Linked DNA regions of Homo sapiens: regions 2, 3, 4 and 5 are each linked to region 1. A link is a contact called in ENCODE Hi-C or POLR2A ChIA-PET data. All regions are on one chromosome and are shown on one strand. The core of a region is the stretch at or near the end of the contact, and the rest is flanking DNA. Distances in the headings are between cores, read along the strand shown.

Region 1 (4,022 bases), core at 488-2,987:
TGACTTAGGGAATGACTAATTAAGGGACTTTGGGGAAGTTACTTAACCTTTCTAATTTATAAAATGGGAATAAAATGGTACCTATAAAGATTAACTGAGATAAGTAGGTAAACATTTCAGCTGAGAACCCAGTATCTACTGTACATTCGATTATTGTTAATATGAATCTTCTGGAGTGTTTTCTGTTTGTGTATGATCAGAATGCAGATTAAGGGGCAGAGAGGTCTAGGGCAGAGTAGAATTGGGCCCAGTAACATGGTGCCACATCAGATCCTGGACCAGAATTATATGAGAAAGTAGTGGGGTTTGGGCCCAGGGTTTGAGGGATGGTGATGGTAGTGTATGGTGAGGAAGCTGGGCATGACAGTGTAATGACAGAGAAAACAATCTGTGGAGCTCAGGATAGATTAATTTTTATAATGGGAAACTGTATTAGGAGTGATATCTAGATCTCTATCAGACTACTAGAGGACATCTATTCTTTATTGAATATCGACTTTTTAGGGGAAAAAAAGCAAAACCATGTTCTATGAATATCAAATGAGAAGAACTTGTCAGTTGGCTGCTTTTAAAGTTACAACTAGTGTATTCGTGGTATACAGAAAGGCCATTGGGTAACACCTCTTTCTTCTTAAATTGGGTAAATGAAATAATAGTGAATCACAAGTTAAAGTTACTTGTCCAGACTAATCAGGGAAAGGTGAATTAGAAGATGAGAGGGTGAAAATTAAAGAAGAAACAATTACCAACACAGAAAGGAGGGCCGCAGATGACAAAGATGGGAGCACGTATCTGAAAATGGAAGGGGATGGTGTTGTGGACAGAGGAAAAGAGCGAAAGATCATCAAACCTTCAACAACATAAAAGTGACCCTCACGTTACCCTTAAATGGTAATGGCACACAACCTGAAAGCCTCAAAAGCAATAGGTATATTAACATTTAAAAAAGAGTCTTTAGGCACCTCAGTAATAGACTGATGACCACTGGTTGGTTTTGTTAATATGTGTGTAGGCCAGAGAGTAATTTGGCGGAAAGAGGAAGAGTTAATCTGAAAGAGGAAATTTGAAGTTAGAAGAACATGAAGGCAAATCATTCATGATAAATGTGAAGGAAAGAGCAAGATTTAATAATGAATCAGGGGGACAAAAAATAGAGCTAACATTAATGGCCACTTATTGCACATGAAGCCCACTTTGCTAAGCTTTTCCCAGGTACCATTGCATTGTTACCACAGCAACCTGTGCGGTGAGCCCTGTTGTTAGCCCCAGTGAACAGGGCAAGTCAGAAGTTTCCTTGTGATAGAGCTGGCAGGTAGAGGATCTGAGTTCTGAATCTCACCTCTCTCAGACAAAAGCTCCTGTGTGTAACCATTCAGCTGAAGTGCTTGCTCAAAGGGCTGAGAAAAGATGATGAAGAAGATTGGGAGGGGATTGAGAAAGAAAAGTTCAAAGAACTTTGATGGTAAAGAATCTTAGAATGAAAGTAAGACATGACAAAGAACAAAAGGAAGAAAGCATATCTAAAGGAGTAAGAAAATTAATATTTTTTGGCCACCTTATGTGATTAAGATGCACAAATATAATCTCCTTTAGTTCACACCAGAACTCCGTGAAGTAGACATGACTTCCGTTTACACAGATGAGGAGATACAAGTTCAGAGAAGTCACCGTTAATCACGTAGCTCACAAATACCAGAGCCAGGATTAGAACCGCTGTCTGCAGCGTTAGAAAGCCCACAGTATTTTCATTCGAACTTGGGAAAGGAAGTGCTAAGCCTGGGTGTGAGGGAGCAGAGATGGCATCTACCTCGAATGGTGGGGTAAAGATGCAAATAAAGCATGACTAGAAAGACAAAAAGGGGAAATGAGAAAGGGAGGACCACAGAGTGATAATTAGCCTCACACCACCTGTTTTTGCTTTGGCTGAAGAGGTCCCTCATCAAGGCTGAGTAACAAACAAAGCAACCGAGTAGCTCAGAAAGGCCCGCGGATTCTTCCACTGGTCATCGCCTGGAATGTTCACTGACAGTGAAACGTGATGTGGAGAAACCCCTGACAATGACAAGAAAGATTCCAGACAATTGACACATTGCTGACTGCGACGGAAGTTTCATAGAAAATGATTTTTAGAAGGGACAAATATAGAGAGCAGCTCAGGAAGACACACTCTGTAAAGGTGGTTGGCAGGAAGTACGGTTGCTGTAGAGGACACAGCGAGACATAGCTGGACGTGAAAAACAACCCTGTGAGGCTTATAGCATAGGTTTGTGTATCACCCTTTTGCATATGAGGAAACTGGCCCGTAGCATTTGAGGACTTGCCTGTGGTGCCTGAGTTTTAGAATCCAGGTGTCTGACTCCAAATCTAGTGTGTGGAACACTGTACCATTTTCATTTAAACAAATACATTTCTAATGGTAAATTTGAGGTATCATGTATTGGGGGAAAAGGTTTAGAGCAGGGATCTTTACTTTGTTCTATACAGGTAGCTCTTTTCAGATGTTTTTTCATGTTTAGTAAAAACAACTCTGGTCTCCAGATGAATGGCATTCAGCTCCGTCTTGTTAGTGCTGTTTTGTTTGTGGTAGGGTTTTCCGGGTGCAGATTCATAGCACCTTAACTTTGTATTGGCTAATAATTAACAAAAGCGGCTGCTGACTTCACTAAGTGATTGCAGATTTTACTGCAAGTTCTTTTGTTTGCAACTGTCTAGGATACAATGATCATGTGGAAGGCAGTTCTTTGATGGCTAATTCTATACCATTAATAAAGTAAACTGACTACTGGGAAATACATTCTCATTCTTGGACCCTGGAGTCTTGGTTTTATACATAAGCATTTCTGAGTAAATTGGAGTGAATTAACTTTGGTCCATTTAAATTGGGTCAACTCATCCTCAGGCCTACAAAAATTCACACTGGATATACTGTACTCACAATTATCAATGCCACACTGACACTCTCAGGATGTTCAGATGACTAAATTTTGCTTCTTTTAAAAAAAAATCTGGGAGAATTCTCACACATACCCAGACTTTTGCGCTAGGCTGAAAACACTAGAAATAATGGTCAAGGTGACTTTGAAGTTCCTGTTAATTGTGTCTAGACACTTCATGGCTATATTCTATACCCCTGCTTCATTCTGCTCTGACAAAATTAATATTTCCCAGCTTTTGATTAGATTTAAGTGACTCAGTGATACTATGGCAACCCTAAACTATGGGACAAAAATCAATGTCTTGACCATTATATGGCCTCTTTATGAAGAAATCAGCTATTTCTTGGTTCCAGATGGGCAATGTGCTCATTTCTCCTTTTAACATTTTATTTAGGATTCAAAGTATTTTTATAGGGAAAACCCCACAAATCTCATTATCTACCTTATGACCTGTGGTAAAGTAATCATAAAGAAGCAATTACTTTTGTCTTTTTTTTTTCCTTAGATTACCAAATCCAAGGCAACTAGAAATGGCGAATAGGTTTTGTTTTAGGAGGCAGAAAATATGTTGATTTTAATTATTTCAAAAGACACAAGTAGGATATTAATTCATGTAGCTTGATGTGATGATCTTAAATGCTAACTCCTATGCATTGTTCAGCTCTTTCCCACTTCATCATGTATTTTTCTTTTTTTCTGTTTTTCCTTTTTCCTTCCTTCTTTCTTTCTTTTCCTCCCTCCCATCCTTCCTTCCTTTCTTTTCTTTCTCTGTCTTCCTTTCCTCCTCCCTTCTTTCCTTTTCCTTTCTTTCTGATTCATTTGAATTTGTGAATCCTTACTTCCCACTATGGGCATTTCCTCCCCATAATATGTCAGCGTAGGGGCCTAGCCTGCCCAAGTTCTGTAAACAGACTCAACCTTCCTAGCCACATCCATCTCCCCAGACAACAACCTGGTAGGAACTGAGAAGGCTTGACTGCTTGGTCATGGCACCTCAGGCTCTGAGTGACGGGAACTCCTACCACCTGCATTACAGGATCTGCAGGAAGTCCCTCTGATTTTGCTGGTCGACTCTGAATAGTCTGC
Region 2 (4,022 bases), core at 441-2,940, 910 kb before region 1:
TACAAAAAATTAGCCGGGCATGGCAGCAGACACCTGTAATCCCAGTTATTCGGGAGGCTGAGGCAGGAGAATTGCTTGAATGCAGGAGGCAGAGGTTGCAGTGAGCCGAGACGGCGCCACTGCACTCCAGCCTGGGCAACAGAGCAGATGGAGACCATCCTGACCAACATGATGAAACTCTGTCTCTACTAAAAATACAAAAATTAGCTGGGCATGGTGGCGTGCACCTACTAGTCCCAGCTACTCGGGAGGCTGAGGCAGGAGAATTGCTTGAACCCAGGAGGCGGAGGTTTCAGTGAGCCGATACCGCGCCATTGCACTCCAGCCTGGGCAACAGAGCGAGACTGTGTCTCAAAAAAAAAAAAAAAAAGGAGATGCACATGTTTAAGTCTATTTCAGGCGGTTAGCTGGTGGATTGCTACAATTCCTCTGTAAGTTTAAAAAATCATGTAAGTGCTGTTTTGGAGTACTGTAATAACTCTTGAGATGTAGAACACATCTGCAAAATGAGGGTAGTATAAAAGAGACGAGGGGATGAGGGTAATACATAAGAAATAGGGGAAAGGACAAGAACAGGTAAATTAAACTTCAAGTACTATTTTTGCTATTGCTGTCTACACTCAACTAGCAAGGAAAAAGCCTTGCTTCTGCTCTGCGGGTTTTCTTCGGGTTTAACTTGACCAAGCAAAACAGACCATCTGGGATTAACTTTTTCCTTTTCACTGTAGGTCACAGGCTCTACGTGTAGGGTGTTGGCCACCTGTTCTTCCACCATCTCTACCTCCACCTCCTCCTTTGTGGCCACAGCAATGTCACAGCCCATACATGGGGGAGGGGAGCATTCAGGAACTCGGAGGCAGATGCATTTTTTTCCAAACACAATAACCTCAAACAGTGGTCTCTAAGCACTTTCCTATGCTCTTCCAAAACGTGACCTCCCCTCTTACTCACACATCCCCTACACACGGAAAAGGACCACTATCCGTCCAGCCTGCGCTCGAGGGAGAAGTTTATACCTTCGTCCTAGAGATGCCAAATGCAGCAGGGAAGGCTGGACCGAGGCAGCCGAGTGCTGGAAAGGGAGGCAAGAGGTGCGGGAGCGGGGAGAGGGGGAGGGGAGGCCGGGGCGCCGCGGGAGTAACCTCCACCGCACCCCACCGCTCCGAGGGGCAGCCGGCCCGGCCCGAGTTTCTCCCCAGAAGCCTCCAGCCGCGGCTCTCGGGGAGGAGGAAGGAAGGGGTTCCCCGTCCAGGAAGCAGCACCAGCGGCGACCGCCTCCAGCCTCACCCTCCTCAGCCCCGCACCGCCCATTCCTCACTCCCCGCGCCGCCGCGTCCGCGCGCCTCCCCCCTGCAGACCCCTCTCACCCAGCCCGCCCCGACCCCGCGCCCGCGCCCCCCACCCGCCCCTCCGGGGACCCCTAATTCATTCACTCGCCGCCGGCCCCGCCCGGCGCCGGCAAAGAGGGTCGGGACCCGGGCAGGGGCCCAGGAGGGGTGGTCCGCTCCGTACCTCTCTCCCGCACCTGGGAGCCGCTGAGCCTCTGGCCCCGCCGCCGCCTTCAGTGCCTGCGCCGCGCTCGCTCCCAGTCCGAAATGGCGGGGGCCGGGAGTACTGGCCGAGCCGCCGCCACCTTCGCCGCCGCCACTGCCGCCGCCGCTGCTGCCTCCGCCGCCGCGGCCGCCGCCTAGGAAAATCGAGCTCCGAGCACACCGATGAGTTCGGGGCCGGGCGGCCGCAGAGGGCAGAGCTATCGATGCGTTCCGCGCTCGATTCTTCTTCAGACGGGCGTACGAGAGGGAGCGGCTGAGGGCGGTGTGGGAAGAGGGAAGAGGGGGAGGCAGCGAGCGCCGGCGGGGAGAAGGAGGGGGCCGGGCCGGGCCGGCGGGGGAGGAGCGGGGGCCGGGCCGGCGGAGGAAGGGGTGGCTGGGGCGGTCTAGGGTGGCGAGCCGGGCCGGCTGGAGAGCGGGTCTGGGCGGCGCCTTGGCGGGAGGAGGGACTGCCGGACCCACGCGGCGGCCCGCCCCCTGCCTAGCCGCAAGGCTGTCCCCGCAGCCGCCAATTCTGACCCGGAGCGGGACCGGACCGCGGCGGGCTGTGCGGATGCCACCAGGGAGACGCCGCGAGCGGCCACGCCGCCCCGCTGACCGGTCTCCACAGAGAAGCTGCGAAGAGCACCCCGCCACCCTCAGGGTCGGCCTATACTGGCGCGCATCCATTTACTATCATTGACTGCATGTAAATAAACAAGCAGTCACCAAAAGTGGGAGGCGACTTCGGGGACTTAGGGAGACCGGGCGGACGATTTCCCACACCGGGGCTGTCTGATCGCCGCCCCGATTATTATCAGCCTCAGCACTTGGGCTGGGAATTTAGCCCCAGGCCCAAACAAACACGACAGACCCTTTCAACGCTAATCTTCTCGGGTCAGGAGGCTTGTGATATTTTGCTATCTTTCTTGATATTTTGAACCCATCACAAGGTCTCTAAACAGGGACTTCGCTTATACCCAGGGCCCCTGAAATCACAAACAAAAGACAACTGTTTTTAAGTAGAGATGGCCTTGGTAGTTTAGACCTGAGGAGAGTCATTCAAACATTAATTAGAAGACAGATTAATCAGTTAAAGTTCGTGGAGTTAAGACATTAAACAATGGGGCAATTAAACATGCTAGCATACCCGGAGTCTGTGTTGATAAACTACCTAGAAATGTATCTTGGGAGAGTCTTGAGGATTGAGGGCTGGAAAAGCAGCGCCTGTACCTGATAGGATCGCCCCTCCTCCGAGACTTTCAGTTCCATTCCTCTAGTCCACATCATAAACCACCAATAAAGCTGAATTTAAATCCCAGCTATTATGTCTGTTAACCAAGGCTTTACATCAACTGTCATCCTTTCCTTTCTACTCTTACACGGGCTGTAATCTGCAAGGTTTATTCCAGTCTCCCCCTCCTAGCGCCAGGTGGAAGGGGCAGAAGAGAAAAGTGAAAGACAGGGAAGGGGAGAAAATGTGCCTACTCTATGTTAAGTACAAGCTAAATCTTTTGCACTTATCGTATCATCTTATTTAATCATCACGACAACCTTATGAGGTAAAATACTTTTTACCGTTTTACAAATGACGAAACAGATTTAGAGGTTAAAACGTTGGCACAAGTTCACATAGTTAAAAAATGGAGTATACTTCATGTCGGATCATAGTCACTCTACTCCCAGATCATCAGTGGCCCTCATTCCACTTGACATAAAAGCAAAATTCTTCTCAAAAATCCTACATGGCCTTAAATTATTTGATATCCCCTACCCTCTTCTCTGAACTCTCATCCTACTGTTCTCCCTTCCTTACTTACGTAGATAAACATTGGTTACTGGCTGTTCCTTGAAAATGCCAGGCAGGCGTCTTCCTCAGGGAATATGCACTTGCTACCCCTCTGGCACCTCATTTAAATCTTTGTTCCAAAGTGTTTTTAAAAGGAGATCTTCCCTAAAAAGATCATCTTTGATACTGTAATTTCGCCCTTGTCCCAGATCTGTCTCTTTTCCTACTTTTTCTCCAGAGCTCTCATCACCTTCAATAATACACTATCTATTTTGTTTTCTTGTCTCTCTACCATCAGAATGTAAGCTCCATGAGGGCATGGGTTTTGGTCTGTTTCATTTACTGCTAAATTTCCAGCACCTAAGACAGTCTCTGACACAAAAAGGCATTCAATAAATATTTATGGAATGTTGAATGAGTGAATCTGTGGACCCTCTGTGGATTCTAAATCCTAATCCATGAACTCTGTGACTCTAAATCTTTACTTTAGACAGAGTGTCTTAAACCTCCTGTCAATCTCTGTCTTCATCTTAACAAAATCTGCTTTGAAACTTAGGTCACCTTCTGATAAGCCACATTCCGTGCAGCTCAGAGATACTTATCTCGTACATAATAGACACAAGGAATTCTTAAATGAATGAATTTGCGCTTATGTGTATGCTACTTTGTGGTCACTCAAGCATAAATCACAGATTTATTTTGTA
Region 3 (4,022 bases), core at 419-2,918, 860 kb after region 1:
TCGGCCGGGCGCGGTGGCTCATGCCTGTAATCCCAGCACTCTGGGAGGCCAAGGCGGGCAGATCACGAGGTCAGGAGTTCGAGACCAGCCTGAACAACATGGTGAAACCCCGCCTGTACTAAAAATACAAAAACTAGCTGGGTGTGGTGGCGGGCGCCTGTAATCCCAGCTACTCTGGAGGCTGAGGCAGGAGAATTGCTTGAACCCGGGTGTCGGAGGTTGCAGTCAGCCAAGATCATGCCACTGCACTCCAGCCTAGGCGACAGAGCGAGACTCCGTCAAAAAAAAAAAAAAAAAAAGTCACCTGAAATCATCAAAAATGGTGTACTCATAGGGAGCCAAGCCCGGGCATGTTGCTTCTTGGCTCCCACAGGTGAATTTGAAGTGGCAATAGAACTTCGTTGATTCTTGTTTTTCTCATTTTAGTTTTACTCTCTATTAAATTGTTATTTTTTACAGTTCATTTATGGATGACAAGTTATTTCCTGTTGGTAGCTGCAATGATTGGGAATTTTGTGATCTCTGTAAACGAATTAATATCTCATAGAGATCTATTTCCTGTTGGATATGAGACAACAGAGAACACAGTTTTTGTCCATTTGTCTTTTTTAAGGTCAAATCGATTAGAAATTTCTTGCCCTCAAGTAAGGAGAACAACTCTGATACCTGGACTGGCAAGCTTTTGTGTTTCTGTGTTTATTTTTCATTTGTGGCTGAACTTGTAGAATTGAGGGTATACACATTCTATCTGTATGTCTATGTATCTGTAATTCAGAAAGTCCTTTATTTCTCATTGTGAGTATGGAATGTTTTCCTGTCTCCAGATGGTATTAATAAATTAGATGGTAAAGGCTCTTTAAAAATAAAGCCTCATTATGGGTTCATTTTCCCTCTCAAACTCTGTAGAACATAACCAGTTTGAAAAGCCTCTAGATTTGGGGGTGTAAAAATTCCATGCAGCTTGAGAGCCATCAGTCATTAAGCCGCTAGTTCCACCCCAAGTCTTGCTGTCCAGAAGCTCAGACAGTCCACTGGGCAGCAAAGAGGCGCTTTAGTAAGTTGAATTAAAGCCACAAACATGGCTGCTCCCTAAGGGAGATAATACTGTGTTAAAAAAAGAGAATTATTTATCTCTTCCCATTTCCTCCGCTAAATGAGGAGGTTAATAGTAAGACCTCCTTAGCCATGAGTGTTTCCGCTGCAGGAAACACCATTCGTGCCGGTTCTGGACTCACCACCCAGCGTGTACCAACGCCCCCAGCACCATCTCCCTGCTAGGCTGACAGACCCCTGGCGGATTTTGACCTCGCAAGAAATGCAAAAGCAACTTTGGGTTGCAGAAGCCAGGCGCCCCGACCTTACCCTCGCTGGAATTCCCGAAGACCTCGGCTGCACCAGCCACCCGGTGTTCGGATGCCAGCACCGCTACGACCAGCAGCTGCAGGAACCCCATTGCTGCCTGGGCCGGGCTGGGCCCACGCCAGGGCTGGGGAGAGGTGCGGGCGTGCGCGCCGGGGCCCCGCAGCCTCGCCCACGCTATCCCGGGGCGCCCGCATCGGGCGCCATCGCCCGCCAGGTGCAGACGCTTCGCACCTGCCAGCTCCGCAGCCGCCGGCGCGCGCCCCGCCGAACTCCTAGCCCCAGCGAGAGGTTTCCTCTTCCGGCACCTGACCCCCAACGCGCGTTCCCGCGCCTCCTCCCGGGCTCTCGCTGCGTCACAGCGGCGGGTCTCTGGGCGCGGGCGGCGCTGGGGCGTTTCCAGGCAGCGCGCGCCTCCTGCCGGCGCGCGGGGAACGCGCAGCCTGCGGTGCTCCCGGGAGCCCCCAGGAAGTCCTGGCTTGAGGCCCGGTCTTGCCCCACTTTTATCTCACCAAGTAGGCAAACCCACTGTGAAAGTACAAAATAACTTTCTGTTGCGGACTAACGTCGCCAGGCTCCTGTTTCCGTGTTTAACGGCCCTTTACAACAGCAAAAAAGAGGAATCAGTTGCTAAAAACACAATTGAAGGTTATTTCCCCCGGTAGCAATTGTCTTCGCTGCTGAGGCTTATGTTAGCATAAAAATGCCAGGAGAATGCTGTTTGTGTAGTGGTTACCGCACTAGTCATAAGCACTACATTTAAAAGTAGTTTCGTTTTCTCTAAGCGAAATATCCTCGAAGACACGGCCTTGGTCTGAACTTCGTCTCAAGTCTCATACCTGAGTGCTGTTTGAGGGACAGTAGTCCATGTGACAGATGGCTCATCGATGATGTGGAATTAGACGCATAGACTTAACGTTATTTGGGGAGGATTGTCTTGCTTTCCTTCCCTGGTTTTAATTTTTTTCACTTATATATTTTGATGAGCAACTTATAGCTTGGAAATTACATGTTCAGTTAGTCCACTACTAAGCTAACAATATATAGCTGTGACCATAATGTGAAGAAGTGTTAAAGACAAAATTATTCAATGATACTTGTTAAAGCACCGAACGAAGACTATTGAGGACTGTCTCAATTGGCATAGGGACCACTGCAACTGGGTCTTGCAGTGGGGAAGAGGGACTGGGCTCAACTCCGAATACAGCGTGGGCAAGAGGGAATTTATAGCCAACCAGCAGTATGGAGTTCAGTGGATGGAAAATTACTAAGAGGAAGCATCAGAGGTAAGGGGCATTTGGTGAAACTGACCTAACAGGACTTCTGAAGACATAACATCACCTGGGGGATGGTGCAGGGTGAGAAAACTGATTAGATATGGAGGAAAGGGGGTTCTTTGCTAAAACTGGATTTTTACAAAGAAGTGCACAGATGGACCTAGCAGAAGATTCAGAAGCCGTACTAGAGTTTGGCCAAGCAAATAATCTTTGTCATAGGCACAATTCTTTCTCTGCTTTCCCACTGCCTGGTCCAAATTTTCACACCTTTGGTAGCACTATCTATTTCTGTAGTGCTTATTCACTCTCCCACATGCCCCTATTCCTATAACCCTCAGTAGATGAAATCCAAGGAAGATGAAAGGGACAATTATGATAAGGGTAGCATCTGAATCAGTGGATGGATTATTCAATAAATTGTGTTCTTAACTGATTAGCTGCACTATGGGCAGAGAGAAGCAGAACTCTATCTCACACTAATTGTGAAAACAAAATCCCAAAGTAATAAAACCATAAAAGAGCTAGCAGAAGAGGGCGCTCTTTTTTTTTTTTAATAAATTGATCTCAAAATGGGAGGAGCTTTCTAAGAAGCAAAACAGCAAAGGAAACAACCATAAAGGAAAAGATTGGTAGACTTGGCTACGTAAATGCTTTTTACATAAATATTTAAATTTTATTAAAGTAAACACACAAACAATATGAAAAGGCAAGTTGACCAAAAAAAAAAAATTAGCAAAGGACATGAATGGGGAATTTCACCCCAAAAAAGAAATACAAATTACCAGTAAATACATGAAAAAAGTTCAATCTCACTAGTAAACAAATAAAAAAATCAAATTAACAAACTAAGATGTAAACATTTTAAAAGTATAAAACATCCAGTGTGGATAAAAGAGCTAAGAAGGAGGCATTCTTAGGTAGGGATACTGGGAATATACACTTTAATAAAGTAATCGGCATCAAAAATGTTTAAAAATCTTATTTTTGTAGATTTGGTATAATCCACTTTTAGATTTAAGTACATAATTAAATACACATATAAAAATTAGTATAAGCTGGGGGAAGTGGTATGCGCCTGTAGTCCCAGATACTCAGGGGGCTGAGGCAGGAGGATTACTTGAGCCCAGGAGTTCAAGAGGGCAGTGCTGTATGATTGCACCTGTGAATAGCCACTGCCCTCCAGCCTGGGCAACATAGTGAGACCCCATCTCTTAAAAAAAAATAGTGTACAGAACTATTCATAGAGTATTATTTAGAGTAGCAGAAACATCTAAAACAACCTAAATGCCCAACAATTAGGAGTTAAATAACCTATGATAGAGCTTTATAAGAGGATCCTGTGCAGCCCTTCATTTATATTCTGATTGAAGTCTTTATGAAAAGGCA
Region 4 (4,022 bases), core at 430-2,929, 840 kb before region 1:
CCTAGTTGTTCTCCAGCTCCACTGAAGAGACAAGAAAGAAAGGTTGGAAAGTTTCGGTTAGAAATAAGACTTGAGGCCAGGTGCGGTGGCTCATGCCCGTAATCCCAGCACTTTGGGAGGTAGAGGTGGGCAGATCACCTGAGGTCAGAAGTTTGAGATCAGCCTGGCTAACATGGTGAAACCCATTTCTACTAAGAATACAAAAAAATTAGCTGGGCGCGGTGGCGCTCGCCAGTAATCCCAGGTACTCGGGAGACTGAGGCAGGAGAATCACTTGAACCCAGGAGGCAGAGGTTGCAGTGAGCCGAGATCACGCCATCGCACTCCAGCTTGGGCAACAAGAGCGAAATTCCATCTCAAAAAAAAAAGAAAGAAAGAAAGAAAGAAGACTTGGGCTATTAAACACTAAACTGGCTATTGGTGGTGGTTGTGCAATCTCTAAACGTATCTTAAAAACAAGACAAACTAATCTGCTCAGGGAAATTTTTTTTTTAAAGAACAGTGGAGTTTTATTGTATCATTGCCATTAATTTATTTTAATTACTATAAAGCATGTGTTAATATAGTCTCTGCTGATACTGAAATTTGTCTTTACTTCATCAAAAGTTGTCCCTAACCGTTAAAAAAGTGTTCAGGTTATAAATGGACAAGAAGCAACCAAGCTGACTTATTTCTTATTTTCTTAGTAGGTCAGTGTTGGGGACAGATTCTGGTTTAGGACTGATGAAACCACATCAATTCCTTTTTTATACCACTTCAAGGACTACACAAAAGAAAAGGTTTAGCTACATCTGACTTCTTCATGACACTGCAAATAAAGCAAGCCAGTACCTATTCCCTCTATGTCTTTATGAACTAATGCTACATACAAAATTCAAGACACAACTGTAATGATTTTTACTTAGGGAAAATTTTAAACATACTTTCTGCCTGAAGGGCAAAGACTAGGTCCAGTAATTTCAAAACCCCTATAATTATATGATTTAGGAGAAAATGCAGTGAAAACCTCTTTTTTTATCCCAAGTGGAAGAAAACATTGAATGTCTAGGTTGGTGGTCAATAGTGTACAGAATGAACTTTACTTTGTGTAAGCTTTTAAAATAGAGACATTTATCTCAAACTTTTTTTGTTGTTTGCTAAATTCTAGAGTTAGAGACTTGTGATCAATAGCCCAGACACTTCTCCATTGTACCAGCCAACTTTCCCCCTGAGGAAAACAACTTTAAACTTCAGAGACAAAAACGAGAAGTGCTCAGATGTGAAAGTTTCACTAGCATTTCTTATCATCAGACATGCATTCATCTAGCATGTATAGCAAACCTACTATATTTAGACACTATGCAGGATACCAGAAGGAATACAGAGGAGACGGCATAGCACTTGTAATTGAGCCAAGCACAGCAGTTTTATTGGGATAGGTTTGATTCACCAAATGGCAAAGAATCTGTGTGATGAATTTGCAGTTCTAATTAAAATTCCCCAGAGTCGGTTCTTTAAGTCTCAGCCCTAATTCATTTCCAGAAAGCCCTGTGGTTTTAAGGTGATTTATATTGCTTCTGCAAAGACTGTGGAGAAAGCTCTTGGCAATCACATGTCTTGTACAAATACAATTTACAGATCAAATCAGAGAAAAAGTACCGTAGCAACTCTGGGGGAAGAAACCATGAAATGTCCCAAACCCCATACCGTTCCTAACACACATAGGCACCTGATGTGTATTGACTAAATAAGAGTGCTATGTCAGATACTAGGAGGCCACAAAGGTTAGGAATGCATAATTCCTCCTCCCAGGAAGCTCTCACCTCATGGGGACAGGGTGAGACAGATGACTGTTAACCAGACAGACTTGCTTGTGTCAGATCCCTTAGCTCTCCCAACTTGGCCATCACAGAGGTCATGGGTACTGTGTTTAAAGGTGTCATGAGCCCCTGAACTTGGGCTCAGGAAATTCCCATCTGCTCATCTTGCAACTGTCAACCTTGAACTTCCTCACACATCAATGCATCTCATTCCTGACCTTTTTGGTCCTAATCGTTGGTGTCTAGCTTCACGGAGACTGGCAACCTCAGTTAAAACTACTTACGTTGGTGCTGCTCCGGACAAACTTTTAGGAAAGTCAGCATAGTGATAAGTGAAGCACAGACTCTTGACGATTTCAACTATCTGCGCTATATGTATTTGAAGCTTGGCTGTGCTATTTATAATGATTTTGGAAACCTGGCATAACTTTTTGTGTATGCTTCAGTTTCTTAATCTTCTGAATTACGATCCTAATAGTGCTTAACTCATAAGGTTGTTATAAGGATTAAATGAGTTAATATCTCCAAAGCACTTAGAAATGTTTCTGGCACATAGTTTTTATGTCAAGTAAAGGCTATTTCCTGTGGTTTCCTCTTGGTACCATTTTAATAAATGCAGACAATTGGCCCCATGGCCACATGGCCTAACCAGACACCACCAGTTGGCAAAGAGCATGAGTGATCAAAAGTAAGGAGCTAGGAAAGTAAAGAATGTCGAATTAAGGGTCCAGTCTGGCTAAAGCACTGGGCTCAGGGGACTGCATATGCAGCCGTGATTTTAAAAGGTTGACAAGGAACAGGTTGTGGAGAAACTTAAATACTAAGATGGGGAGCTTGTCATCTATTCTGTAAGCCATGTAGCATTGCAAGATAATAGTGCTCTAGAAGGAGTTCTAGCAGTAGTAACGAGGATGGACAGGAGGCTGGGAGATAAGCAAGAAAATATTTTTAGAAAAGTTGCAATCATCAGGCAAGTGGTAATGAGACGCAAAACTAAGGTGGTGACAATGTCAGTAATATCAAAAGAGAAAATGTTACAATAAAAGAGACTATTTGTAAGCAAAACTAAAAATGTATAAAAATTATTTGCCTGGCTGTGATACGTCAGGCACATAGAAGGTGCTTTGTGAACATTGTTTCATTTAACTGGTGCAATACCTGGGCTGAGTAAATATGGGTACCTGATTAATTCAGATGAAGAAACTCAGGGAGATCACGCAATTAACCTGAGGTCACAGTTCTGGAAAGTGGCACAACAGGGATTCAACCCAAGTCAGTCTGGTTTCAAAGTTTCATCTTTTTTTTCACCGTTTAAATTCATGTAGGGTATGAGAGAAAGGGAGAGGCTGAATGTGCTCCCAAATGCTCTTGGAGGCTGAAAATGTATTAGTTTAGATGAGAACATTTCAAAGATGAGATGCTTCATTTGGCTTTGAAATTTAAAATTTTAATTGTTTTGGAGATATGGCAGTTTAGCAGGCAACTGGAAATTCAGATGCTGAATTAGGAGAGAAGTCAGGACTGGAAACACGTATTTTGGAGTCATTTGCAGAAAGTTGAAAAAGTTGAGTAAATAAGCTTTCCAAAAAAGATCACCAAAGAGAGTAAGATAAAAAGAGGGTCAAGAAAGACTCTTTGTAGTATTTCATTTAATGAGTAGAAGTGAAGGAAAATCTGTGAGGTACAGTGAGGTTAAAGGTTCAGAGAGGGGAGTCTAAGACTTCAAGGAAGAGAATTCAACAGGAAGTAGGTGTCAGCAGTGTCAGATGCTGCCGAGATCAGAGAGGGTAAGAATAGAGAAAAGTCCAATGAATTTGTGTTTAGGGAGGCCACTGGGGACATTTAGGAGAACCATTTTTGTAGAGTGGGAGACCTAGATTTAAAGTGACCATTTTGTAATGAAGGTAGAAAAGCAGAGGGGACATTAAAATGGGGATGGGAAACACCCAGCATGTTTCCATTAATAGGTCAAGGAGAAATCAAGAAGAATCAAGAGTGATTGACACTTTGTAGAAGGATGACTGATGGAGGGCAAGGCCGTGGAGAAGGCTGGAGAGAATGAGAACAGGGCATAGATGAGGAGTTTTCCCTGGAGAGGGGGTTAGTCTCTTCCTCTTTAGCCATCTGAAGAAATTCAGGGTAGAGGCAGTAAAGGACATGTTGCCTGCTCTCTCTTTCCTTAAAAAAGTAGATGCAAATAATGATCTGCTAAAGTTGAAGGGC
Region 5 (4,022 bases), core at 802-3,301, 720 kb after region 1:
TGCAGAAGAAAAGTCTGAAGCTGGCAGCTGTTGATTTATGAGGTTTACGGAAAGAAGCTGTCTCCATAACGTAAAAGTGCGAGCTGAAGCAGCAAGTGCTGATGGAGAGGCTGTAGCAATTTATCCAGAAGATCTAGTTAAGCCAGGCACGGTGGCTCACGCCTGTAATCCCAGCACTTTGGGAGGCCGAGGCAGGTGGATCACCTGAGGTCAGGAGTTCCAGACCACCCTGGCCAACATGGCGAAACCCCTTCTCTACTAAAAATACAAAAATTAGCTGGGCATAGTGGCTGGCATCTGTAATTCCAGCTACTCAGGAGGCTGAGGCAGGAGAATCGCTTGAACTTGGTTAGCAGAGGTTGCAGCGAGCCAAGATCGTGCCACTGCACTCCAGCCTGGGCGACAGAGCAAGACCCTGTCTCAAAAAAAAAAAAAAAAAAGTCTAGTTAAGATCATTGTTGGAAGATGGCTACACTAAATAACACATTTTCAATGTAGATTAAACAGCCTTCTATTGGAAGAAGATGCCATCCCGGGACTTTCAGAGCTAGAGAGGAGAAGTCAATGCCTGGCTTCAAAGTTTCAAAGCTTCAAAGGACAGGCAGATTGTCTTGTTAGATGCTAATGCAGCTAGTGACTTTAAATTGAAGCCAATGCTCATTTACCATTTTGAACATGCTAGGGCCCTTAAGAAGTATGCTAAATGTATTCTGCCTGTGATTTCTGAATAATGGAACAAGAAAGCCTGGATAACAGCACATCTTCTGCAGCATGGTTTATGGAATATTTTAAGCCCACTATTGAGACCTACTGCTCAGAAAAAAATAAGATTACTCTCAAAATATTACTGCTTATTGACAATGCACCTGGTCACCCAAGAACTGTGTTGGAGGTGCACAAGCAGATTAATGTTATTTTCTTGCCTGCTGACGCAACATTCACTCTGCGGCCCTTGGATTAAGAAGGCATTTTGAATTTCAAGTCTTATTATTTAAGAAATGCATTTTGTACGGCGATTGCTGCCACAGATAGTGATTTCTCTGATGGATCTGGACAAAGCAAATTGAAATCCTTCTGGAAAGGATTCACCATTCCAGATGCCACTAAGAACATATTTTTTTTTTTTTTTTTTTGAGACAGAGTCTCACTCTGCTGCTCAGGCTGAGTGCAGCAGTATGATCTCAGCTCACTGCAGCCTTTGTTTCCCAGGTTCAAGCGATTCTCCTGCCTCAGTCTCCCAAAAAAAAAAAAAATGCAATCACCTGACTATAGTCAGCCAGGTCCCCCTTCTGGTGATTAGGAAAATTACTTCTGGATGAATCTGCTATGGTACTGATTATGCCCTAAGCAAAATGAATAAGGTAGGGCAAGTTAACCTTCTTTTCTGTTCTATCCCTCCTCCCTCCGGATGCCTAACTCACTCCCACCAATACTAACAGTCACTGGCGCTCAGGGTTCCCACACAGCATCCCACCCACAGACTATGTCCCAGGAGATGGCATTTCATTTTCCTGGAACGCATCAAAACACAGTCTTTAATGTCCCATTCACTAAGACAACTTCTCTTTGTGACCTGTCAATGTGAGGCAAAGAGCCCAGTACTGAAAACTTAGCCCTCTAAAATAATGGAATGTTTTTAACTGAATCAAGATGTTTTTCTCAAAAAGAGGGAATAAGTATAAACATTCCAGGTAGAACTAGTACTGACAAAGACATACTGCACAGAAGAATATCATTGAAGATATCAAACAACTGAAATAAAATTTTCTTTTCACACCAAGCTGTCCTGGGAAGCCTTGTGTCTCCCATTATTCCCTACTTAAAATAGGCTTTCCACTCCCACACCCTCCCTCGCAGCTGCCTCTCAGAAGGGAGTGGTTGCCCAGATCTCCTGATGTGGAGAAAACAATCCCTGGCAAGTGGGCCAGATGGCCAGGGCCCAAGGGGAAGGATGCCAGCTGCAGCTTCTCCAGGCAAGGTGCAGAAGAAGGCTCAGGGCCTGGAGCCGGGCTCCCAATACATAAAATAGAGTCAGGTCAAAGCTCATTTCCTGGCCCAGTCACCATGGAGACAGTTGCTAAAATACTTAACTATCAAACTCCACTTTTGTGCCCAGAGCTCAAGCAAAGAAGCATAGAGAAGCACAGGTGCTGACAAGCAGGAACTACCAAACCGTGAAGTGTCTGTGGGCCAGGGTGCTGGCGCCGTGTGCCACTGACAGAGTCGAGCTTTATTTAACTCTTATTCCTGAGAAAACACCAACACATTCTGGTGCTCGTGCCATTCCTGTTCATTGACAAGCCTGTGTGTTGATGAACTTTTTGGTCCATTAATGTCTGATTCGCTTACGTGGCTGCATTAGAAAAGGGATATGTTCAGAGCTCACAATGAAGATGTCAAATATTCTCTACATAAGGATTTTAATTTTAAAAATAAGACTTTCGTGGCCATGAAAAAATACTAAAATTTGATTTCTTAGTTCCAAATGAAAAATGTTCTTTATTTCCTTTCCCTACTCTTTTCTATGTGTTCTGCATGCCAGGAAAATGTACCAATGTATCATTTATTAAACAACTTCTCTTGATATAATGTGTTTGAAAACCCTCTGAAAGGTTAAAAAAAAGTCAAATAATTATAATTTTCCAACATCATTTCTTGCCACCCTCCCCCATCCTCCAAATCTCCTCTTTTATGTATGGCGGTTCATTTCCAGCATACCATATTATATGTGCTGTTATGATGTGTATTATAATTTTGACTAAAAAGCTCAGTGGACAGCCAGTAATCCTTTCAGTAAAGTAGACACAGAGATGGTTTAGGTAGCAGCATCTACCACCCCTATCCTGGCACTCGCCAAACTCTAACAGAATCGCCTCTTTTCTTGTCTACGTCCTCCACTAGAGGATTATGAGCTGCGCAAGTGGGGAGGGGATTGGTCTCGTCCACTGTTTTATCTCTAACACTCAACACAAAACCAGACCATAGTAGGCACTCAAGAAATTTTGTTTGTTTGGTTGGTTGGTTAGTTTGTTGGTTGGTTTTGAGATGGAGTCATGCTCTGTGGCGCAGGCTGGAGTGCAATGGCGTGATCTCAGCTCACTGCAACATCTGCCTCCCAGATTCGAGCGATTTTCCTGCCTCAGCCTCCTGAGTAGCTGGGATTACAAGCGTGCACCACCACACCCGGCTAATTTTGTATTTTTAGTAGAGACAGGGTTTCTCCATCTTAGTCAGGCTGGTCTCGAGCTCCCGACCTCAGTTGATCCATCCGCCTCTCAGTCTCCCAAAGTGTTGGGATTACAGGCGTGAGCCACTGTACCCGGCCAAGAAGTGTTTATAAAATTGTTGAAAAATCTGCTGTTTGTGGGAGCTTTTACTCAGGCATTCTAAACTGCTTACCGGTGTCTTTTTGGCCAGTATCGTGGATTGCCTACTTGAACAAGACTTGTAGGGGAAGCAGATGGTCTTGTCACTGGCCATGAGCTGCTTACCATATATTGAGAAGCCACATTCACCTAACTGCTTTCCGAGCGATCATGGAAGTTTCTATTAGCAGCCTGCAGTACATCAGAGAAATGATAGCTTTTTTTTTTTTTTTTAACTTTAAGTTCTGGGATACACGTGCTGAACATGCAGGTTTGTTACACAGGTATACATATGCCATGGCAGTTTGTTTGTTGTACCTATCAACCCACCATCTAGGTTTTAAGCCCTGCATACATTAGGCAGTTGTCCTAATGCTCTCCCTCCCTTTTCCCCCCTACCCCCCAACAGGTCCCGGAGTGTGACGTTCCCCTCCCTGTGGCTATGTGTTCTCATTGTTCAACTCACTTATGAGTGAGAACATGCAGTGCTGGGTTTTCTGTTCCTGTGTTAGTTTGCTGCAGATGATGGTTTCCAGCTTCATCCATGTCCCTGCAAAGGACATCAACTCATCCTTTTTTATGGCTGCATAGTATTCCATGGTGTATATGTGCCACATTTTCTTTAAAATGGTAGCATTTTTAAGCTGGAAGAAATCT

What was found. Hi-C counts contacts between places; a loop is a spot of excess contacts on that map. ChIA-PET counts read pairs that join two places held with the same protein, here RNA polymerase II (POLR2A). Pooled maps may share reads with other maps.
Region 2: a map with no recorded cell type shows a loop between it and region 1 (6-fold over the local background). The contact joins the promoter of KRAS here to the enhancer-like site in region 1. A Hi-C loop is called at or near these places in 2 of 37 single-sample maps with no recorded cell type and 4 of 50 pooled maps.
Region 3: a loop to region 1 is called in a map of OCI-LY7, with 5 times the contacts of the local background. The contact joins the promoter of TM7SF3 here to the enhancer-like site in region 1. A Hi-C loop is called at or near these places in 1 of 168 maps with a recorded cell type or tissue (OCI-LY7), 1 of 37 single-sample maps with no recorded cell type and 4 of 50 pooled maps.
Region 4: a map with no recorded cell type shows a loop between it and region 1 (12-fold over the local background). The contact joins two enhancer-like sites. A Hi-C loop is called at or near these places in 3 of 37 single-sample maps with no recorded cell type and 3 of 50 pooled maps.
Region 5: a pooled map shows a loop between it and region 1 (4-fold over the local background). The contact joins two enhancer-like sites. A Hi-C loop is called at or near these places in 3 of 37 single-sample maps with no recorded cell type and 4 of 50 pooled maps. POLR2A ChIA-PET finds 5 or more read pairs at or near these places in 1 of 52 experiments (activated CD4-positive, alpha-beta T cell).

What each region holds. Positions count from the first base shown.
Region 1 is chr12:26,154,579-26,158,600 of GRCh38, forward strand. It overlaps a transcript of SSPN not described here. Among named protein-coding and RNA genes, the nearest start is that of BHLHE41, 32 kb to the left of the region's middle. Within about 2 kb of position 1,738, at least 5 of the 41 ENCODE cell types and tissues checked have a DNase peak (open chromatin) inside an H3K27ac peak, as active enhancers do; they include OCI-LY7, where a contact is called at or near this core.
Region 2 is chr12:25,249,239-25,253,260 of GRCh38, forward strand. KRAS (KRAS proto-oncogene, GTPase) reads right to left here and starts at 1,691. Exons shown (of 5, transcript NM_004985.5): 1 at 1,513-1,691. RefSeq lists silencers at 1,292-1,341, 1,402-2,251.
Region 3 is chr12:27,012,716-27,016,737 of GRCh38, forward strand. TM7SF3 (transmembrane 7 superfamily member 3) reads right to left here and starts at 1,669. Exons shown (of 12, transcript NM_016551.3): 1 at 1,363-1,669. The coding sequence starts at 1,453. RefSeq lists a silencer at 1,362-1,861.
Region 4 is chr12:25,318,997-25,323,018 of GRCh38, forward strand. No RefSeq gene overlaps it. Among named protein-coding and RNA genes, the nearest start is that of KRAS, 70 kb to the left of the region's middle. Within about 2 kb of position 1,680, at least 2 of the 41 ENCODE cell types and tissues checked have a DNase peak (open chromatin) inside an H3K27ac peak, as active enhancers do.
Region 5 is chr12:26,876,865-26,880,886 of GRCh38, forward strand. No RefSeq gene overlaps it. Among named protein-coding and RNA genes, the nearest start is that of ITPR2, 46 kb to the left of the region's middle. Within about 2 kb of position 2,052, at least 9 of the 41 ENCODE cell types and tissues checked have a DNase peak (open chromatin) inside an H3K27ac peak, as active enhancers do.